Linked DNA regions of Homo sapiens: region 2 is linked to region 1. A link is a contact called in ENCODE Hi-C data. All regions are on one chromosome and are shown on one strand. The core of a region is the stretch at or near the end of the contact, and the rest is flanking DNA. Distances in the headings are between cores, read along the strand shown.

Evidence for each region. A loop is a pair of places that touch in the nucleus more often than their neighbours do. Pooled maps may share reads with other maps.
Region 2: a loop to region 1 is called in a pooled map, with 8 times the contacts of the local background. The contact joins the promoter of CDPF1 here to the promoter of ATXN10 in region 1. A Hi-C loop is called at or near these places in 8 of 50 pooled maps.

Annotation. Positions count from the first base shown.
Region 1 is chr22:45,669,391-45,673,243 of GRCh38, reverse strand. ATXN10 (ataxin 10) reads right to left here and starts at 1,410. Exons shown (of 12, transcript NM_013236.4): 1 at 1,065-1,410. The coding sequence starts at 1,180. RefSeq lists silencers at 778-1,107, 1,438-1,487, 1,548-1,737.
Region 2 is chr22:46,248,554-46,252,468 of GRCh38, reverse strand. CDPF1 (cysteine rich DPF motif domain containing 1) reads left to right here and starts at 2,176. Exons shown (of 4, transcript NM_207327.5): 1 at 2,176-2,213. RefSeq lists silencers at 1,988-2,317, 2,428-2,597 and an enhancer at 1,886-2,393.

The DNA.
Region 1 (3,853 bases), core at 161-2,660:
ACAGGAGAGAGCAAGGACTTTCCATTTTCCTACCCCATCACCTAGCACAATAGCTGATACATGGGTAACTACCAATCAATGTGTTAAGTGATAATATCAGCTACATTTAGTGCTATGTACAGGTATGTCCTAAGGATTTAATATGCATTATATCTCATTTACTCCTTATGACACTATCACCAGGGAGGTACTGTTCAACTTTACTCCCATTAAATAGACAAGAAAACTGAGGCCCAGAGGACAGAACAAGATCAAACAAGCATTGACTGAGGGCTTCGCACATTTTATATTTTCACGTACTTTATTTCATTTATTCCTCTGTACAATCCAGCAACTAAGCTGTGTATTATAGTCCCATTTTTAGACAAGAATTCTAAGGCCTGGAGAAACTGCACAGTAACACGCAGCTTGCAAGGCCAGGAACCAAATCCACAACTGTCGACTCCTGGGCACCTTCTCTTTTTGCCTGGCTATCTTGCCCCTCAGTGGCATCAGGACTGGACTGGTCTCTCCAGGCCCGTGCTCTTCCACACTGCACAGAGCGCTGCCCCCAGGGCAGATGGTGCAGCCTGGGCTCTAACGCCGAGGAGAAAGGAGTGCCAGTCCCACTCCATGCCTAGAGACTGCCATCCCCGCAACTGCCCAATTCCCGCGTCCGTAACACGGGTCTCTCCCGCTAAAACACACGCTTTATGACTCTGGGGGCCGCGTGGGTCTTGCAGCCAGGGCCTGGCGCAGCCCTCGCACATGACAGGGGAGGCCTAACCGTGTGTTGGGTCAACATCACCGGCACGCCGCGGCAAGGGCTCCCGGGATCGCGGCTTCGCACCCGGACTGGCTGCGGTGGGGGAGCGGGGCGCCCGCCCCAGGCCCCGCGGGGACCCACGAGCACGAGGCGGTGCCTGGGAGTCGGGAGGCCTGGGTGGCGCTCAGGCAGCCCGCGCAGGCCTCGCCCTCCGCGTCTCCAGCGAGGCGGGGGCGGCGCCTGGGTCCAGGCCGGGGCCGCCGCGGGAGTCCCGGCCGCCCTCCCCTGCCCGGGGCAGCCCCCCGGCCGGACCCGTTACCGGTTCCGCTGCTCTTTGAAGAGCGCCGTGAGCGCGCGCAGGGCCTCCAGGTCTTGGATGGGCGCCGGCACCATGACGCCCGACAGCCTGGCAGGCGGCGGCCTGGGCGCCGCCATCTTGCCGCTCACAGCTGGGTCGAGCCTGACGAGGAGGAGGAAGGCGAGGAGGACGAAGGGGGAGGATGACGAGGAGGGAGGAGTAGGATGGCGAGGAGGAAGGGGGAGGCCTCGCCCTACACAGCCCTAACCGCCGCCGCCGCTGCAGCCCGCGCTGCCCTGAAGCTGCGCCGCCGCCGGAGAGCTCTAGGCTGAGCCCAGACTCGCCTCAGGCGGGAGGAGGAGACGGCGCCGCGGGGGAGGGGGCGCCGGCGGAAGTCCCGCCTGAGGGGAGGGGGCGCGGCGGAAGTTCTGGGTGAGAGCGGGGAGGGATGCTGGGGGTGATTGACTGGGAAGCGTCGCAGACGGGGCTCCTCCGAGGGGAGGGGACGCCGGGGGGAGGGGGACCTGTGTTGATGTGGCCGTAACAGGGTCTCGGTCTTGGGAGCGGGTATCGGGAACCAGAGGTTCACCCTGAGAAAGAGGGGCGCGTCCTATAGGAGGGTGCCCGCGGACAGAGGGGTCTCCCCCAGGGGAGGGGATCCGGGGGGTAAGGGGCCTGTGGAGGGTGGGGCCGTAACAAGGTCTCGGTCTTGGGAGCGGGTATCGGGGACAGAGGTTCACCTTGAGGAAGAGGGGCCCTCCTGTGGGAGGGGGCCCGCAGACAGAGTGGTCTCCCCCAGGGGAGGACATTCTGGGTGGAGGGGACCCTCTTGGGAGGAGACGCTGACTGAGGGTCTCGGGAACGAAGGGGGCCGGGCAGAGGCTCCCACTGCTAAGGCTGAAGACCTTGATCCCACTGCTCAAGTGGGTTGATCAGTGCCCCCGCCCGGGTCCACTGGAAGCTGGAGCGGTCTGTCACTAGCTTGCAAGTCTCAGGCCCTGAAAACGCACTTCCCAGTACTTACTGATCATTGCTGATCAATACCAGACCACTTACCAGGCACTTTGCCTCTAGTGAGTATACATTGCTCCAGCTCCTCAAAGCCTTAAAATACCGTTCGAAGTCAAGAAGCTAAGTTACACAGCAATAGGGTTAGAATTGTTTTTTTTCCTAAGGGAAATGAATATATTTCACAGGAATCAGACAAGGCTTCTCTAGCTGGTGTTGATAACTCACATATTTTCTTTCCACTGCCCTTTATTACAGTGTATATACTTTCAACAAAAATTGTTGCTAAGCCCTGCGCTAGGTGCTGGAGATGTAAAGATTAATAAAAGACAGTTCCAAACCTGAAGGAACCTCACAGACTATTGAGAAGGAGAGAAGCAAACATAACTGAGTATAGTTGTGAACTGCTATAACTGTACAAATTGCTGTGGGACCACTTAAAATATATAAATACATACCCTTTACATTCTGCTTGGAGGGTAGGAGTGTGCTTATAACATGGCGCTTTTAACATTCTTTGCTAAATAAAATGTAAAGATAACAATAAACACCACCAGAGTATGCAGAAAAAGTGAATCCTGGTGGGGCATGGTGGCTCATGCCTGTAATCCCAGCACTTTGGGTGGCCAAGGCAGGAGGATTACTTGAGCCCAGGAGGTCGAGGCTGCAGTGAGCTGTGATCACACCACTGCACTCCAGCCTGGGTGGCAGAATGATACCCTGTATCAAAAAAAAAAAAAAAAAAAAAAAAAAAGGAGGGAGGGAAATGAATGCTGCTGCACAAGCAAGTTACTTGATATTGTCATTCAGTTTACCCATTTAATTGAGTATGTATTTATTCATTCCACGAATATTGCGGTGTACTATGTGCCAGGTATTAGATCACTTATTAGTAGCAGTGCTCAAGACAATGCAAAATGTTTAACACTCCTTAAGCTAACAGGGCAAAAATCTCTTAATTTTCCCTTGAGGAGCACAGGATAGTAAAATGTACTTGTTATGCACCAAAATCCTGATCTTTAGGCCAGACACGGTGGCTCATGCCTGTAATCCCAGCACTTTGGGAGGCCGAGGCGGGCAGATCACTTGAGGTCAGGAGTTCAAGATCAGTCTGGCCAACATGGCAAAACCCCCTTTCTACTAAAAATTAGCCAGGCATGGTGGCGGGTGCCTGTAGTCCCAGCCATTTGGGAGGCTGAGACAAGGGAATTGCTTGAACCTGGAAGGCACACGTTGCACTGAGCTGAGATCATACCACTGCATTCCAGCCTGGGCAACAGAGGGAGACTCTGTCTCAAACAAACAAACAAAAAAACCTGGCCTTTAGTTTTCTTATTCTCAAATGTAACATTCCCAGAAAAACATTCCCTATAATATTCATACTTCTTGCCTGGAATATTGTAATATATTCCTGATTGGTCTTTTGGCCTCTGCTCTTGCTTCCTTACGTTTTAGATCGTTTAAAAAATATTTCAACATTTAACTCTGCCCAAAACCCTCTAAGGGATTTCCATTTCACTCAGAGTAAAAGCCAAGTTCTTCCAATAGAAAAGCCCCTAAATGACCTGCCTCCTCCTTCGCCATCACCTCCAGCCCCTGTGGGCTCTAATCACATCTACTAGCCTCTTCCTCTTCCATTGTGCTTCAGCCATACTGACCTCCTTATTGTCCTCTGTCTATTTAAAAGGAATAAGCTGAGGTAAAATCAATATAAAGAGTTTATTTGGGCCAACGTGAGCATTGCAGTCCAGGACACACATCCAAGTTGCCTTGGGGAGTGCTCTGGAGAACGAAAGAGAAGC
Region 2 (3,915 bases), core at 927-3,426, 580 kb before region 1:
TTGTCTTCATTTCAGAAGAATGACTAATGAAGATTTTCACGCAATTGCATTCTTTTGACAGTAGTGCCAAATTAGACAAACTTTCCTGAGTCAGTATACTTTCAGATAGTTTTTAGTTATTTCAATTGGGAGAAACTTGACTCTGCTGAGTGGTAACGAATTATGAATAAATTCTTAAAGCGTTATATGTAGAACTGAATCATGACTGTTGATATCATGTTTAAACAGTGTAGAAAGGGTGCATATGAAAAATTATGATTGCAGAAAATATTACACAATATTTTCATTATATAAAATAATGTTATTATTTCACCATTATCATCGTTTCTTACATTTAGATCCATACAGGATTTCTTACGTTTTTCTTTTACGTTGTTGGGGTATTACCAAGAAAACTGAAAACTGCGGTAGATTACTCACTTTGTTTGAATCTCTCTCTTCAGTACAATCTACACCTTGATCTACCATCGCCGGAAAATTGTCTCTATAGAAGTTAGTTTCAGAATCATTCATCCATAAATCTTTTTCTTCAGACTCCAGCAAATGCTTCTAGTTCCGATTTTCTTACATTGTACTTTAATGTCATTTTAGTGCTTATTTCATATGCAGTTGCTTTTTGGAAACCATTTTCTCCTAAAACTTTATGCAATATTTTAAATCCTTTTGGATTCTTTAAAACGTTTTCTAATTGTAATAACTGGACAGCTCAAATACAAAATTAACTCTATTTTCTGCCAAAGACCACGATTTGCTCTTTGAATGCTGCCTATTATTTCACTTAACTCTTTTAACGCATCTCATGTGTTAACCTGTCTACAATAAGTCAAATTGCTTTAACAGCACTCATGGGGTTACCATCATTGTATCTGAGGGTAGCCACAGGTCAAATTCAAAATGCTTCAAGATGTTCCATCTTTAGACACCGCCAGAAACAAACAAACAACCCAGTATGTCATCTTTGAAATGATCCAACGAATCGAATGCCGTTGCTCTAAGTACAGTGGAGGTCATCGAAATCCAGCTGCTTGCTAATCGCTTGCTAATTTCTGGGGCCCCTCTTGCCCAGGTCTAAGAGTGGTTCTGGTTTCCATTAGTGCTAAAATGCCTTCTATATCCTTACTTCTCAATTCGCCAAAGGAGCAAGTCCCAGACCCCAGCCTGCTGCAACTGGGCAACATTCCTACAGATGTGGCTTGACAAACCAAGAATAAATTCTGGTCTCTCAGGAACAGAGACGAAGCACCCCTCGGCCTAGGGAAAGGTCACAGAGGGCCCCGTAACGCAACAGCATGTGAAAGGCTGCCGGCTGGTGGCACAGGCAGACCTTCTCCCGCGTGGAGCAAAACCCTCAAATCTTTGGGGGAAGGAGGGTGGCCATCCTGTCGTCCCCAAAGCACAGGTGAAGGCCCGCGGCGGCTGGGGCGAGGGACTCGAGCTGGGAGGATCGGGGCCCACAGGCAAAGCCAGGCCGGCTTCAGAGTCCGGGCCCCTGACCCCAAGGAAAGGTGCCTCTCACACACCGGAGGCTCCAGGAGTGGGGCGGGCATTTCGGGTCCAGGGCACGGCGTGTCAGAGGCCACGGGCGGGAACAGAAGGAAGCAGGTGTGGCTGGTGCCTGGGGGCGAGGGGCAGCGGAGAGGCCCGGGAGGCTAAAGGAGAACGCGGCGCAGACCCGAGGGGCGCCGCAGGCGACGTGGGCTTTGGAGGAGCAGGGACAGGTCCTGAGACCCCGTTGGGCCGACACACCCCCTCCTGCATGCGGGGGCAGACGTCCCGGTGGGGTAGACTGGCAGCCTAGTCCGCGGCGCGGGAGGGCAGGTGGGAGACTGGAGGCGCCCTCGCGCCCCTCAGCTATCCGGGAGCCTCGCGCCGGCGACCTCGACCCTGTCGAACCCGGCGGAACACTCAGAAAGAAGCTGAGCGCCTCGCAGCGGCCAGGACAGCGGGCCAGGCCCGCGCGCTCCCGCAGCGCACGGCCAGACGCGACGCCCCTCAGCACGGAACCCAGCCTCGCGGACTACCCCGAAGCTCAGAGCCACATCCCGCGCAGAGGACCGCGGCGACCGGAAAAGCAAGGCAGAGGCGGAAAACCACCGCGAGGTCCCGCCTCCCGCTCCGCGCCTGCGTCTGCGGCTGCACCGGGGTTGGCCGGGCCGCGGTGGGGCGGGGCCGCTCAGGCGCCTTGGACGCGGAGCCGTGGGACGAGGGCGGCGGTGAGTTCGAGGTGGCAGAGTGACTGGGGCGAGCGTGCTGTGGCCCTTCCCTGCGCTGCCTCAGGGTGCCTCCCGCTCGCCGGGACTGAGTTCCGCGCCGGCGTGGCCTGCTGGGTTCCAAGCGCCAGGAGTCGGCGCAGCCGCTCTCAGCTTTGGGGACGGGACCGAGAAGCGGGGTGTGGGCCTCACGGGACTGTCCCCCCTGACCTCGGGCAGCGCTGGGGCGAGAGAGGGCAGGCGGAGGCTCGCGGGGACCACCAGCATCCCCGGACCCTCTCAGCCGTCCCTGTTCACAGGCACCGCCCCCAGGAGCCTCGGCAGGGGCCTAGGACGCCCCGGCGTGCAGAAGAGAAGCGGGATCAGGTTCACGCACACCCGCGATCGATCGTAACTTTTGTTTTGAGACAGAGTCTCGCTCTGTCGCCCAGGCTGGAATGCAGTGGCGCGATCTCGGCTCACCGCAACCTCCGCCCCCCCAGCCCCCGCTCCCCAACCCCCCGCTCAAGCGATTCTCCTACCTCAGTCTCCTGAGTAGATGAGATTAGAGGCGCCCGCCCCCACGCCCGGCTAATATTTTATTTTATTTAATTTTAATTTTTATTTTTTTGAGAAGGAGTCTCGCCCTGTCGCCCAGGCTGGAGTACAGTGGCACAATCTCGGCTCACTGCAATCTCCGCCTCCTAGGTTCAAGTGATTCCCCTGCCTCAGCTTCCTAAGTAGCTGGGATTACAGGCACCCGCCACTATGCTCGGCTAATTTTTGTACTTTTAGTAGAGATGGGGTTTCGCCATGTTGGCTAGGTTGGTCTTGAACTCCTGACCTCAGGTAATCCGCCCGCCTCTGGCTACCAGAGTGCTGGGATTACAGGTATGAGCAACCACACCGGGCCAGACTTAACTTTTAAAGTCACTGGTAACCCATGCTTCCTGGAGTTGCATCTGGGGACACCCAGTGGGGAAAGCCATCGCATTTGATACGCCTTTATACACCACGCTCAGTTCAGGCGAGGGGAGGTCACAGCCAAGAGCTAGGGGCCAGCTGATAATGTCGTACTTGATTCCATAGTCAAAGAAGGAGCTGGGTAATCAGCAAAATTGTAACTTTTGATGAACCCATCAGATGGCAGCCATTTAGCCAGAAATCTAAGGAAAGAGAGGCCTCCAAGACCCAACCATGAACATGAGAAGGGGGTTCCATACAAGCAGATAAGAAAACAGTTTTTTTGTTTGTTTGTTTTTTGAGATGGAGTCTCGCTGTCTCCCAGGCTGGAGTGCAGTGACGCGATCTCGGCTCACTGCAAGCTCCGTCTCCTGGGTTCACGCCATTCTCCTGCCTCAGACTCCCATGTAGCTGAGACTATAGGCGCCCGCCACCACGCCTGGCTAATTTTTTGTATTTTTAGTAGAGGCGGGGTTTCACCATGTTAGCTAGATGGTCTCGATCTCCTGACCTCGTGATCCGCCTGCCTTGGCCTCCCAAAGTGCTGGGATTACAGGCATGAGCCACTGCGCCTGGCCAAGAAAACAGTTCTAATGTCCACACCACGTGTGGACTAATGTGAGGGCATAGAGCTTCTAGGAGCAGCAGAAACAGGAGATTTTGCACCCACTCTGGGCCCTTCTCCACCAGCGTTCACTGGGGGCTTGTGGTAAAGAATGGGGCAGAGCAGGAGACCGGAACGCTTTTACCGTGGTGCAGACCT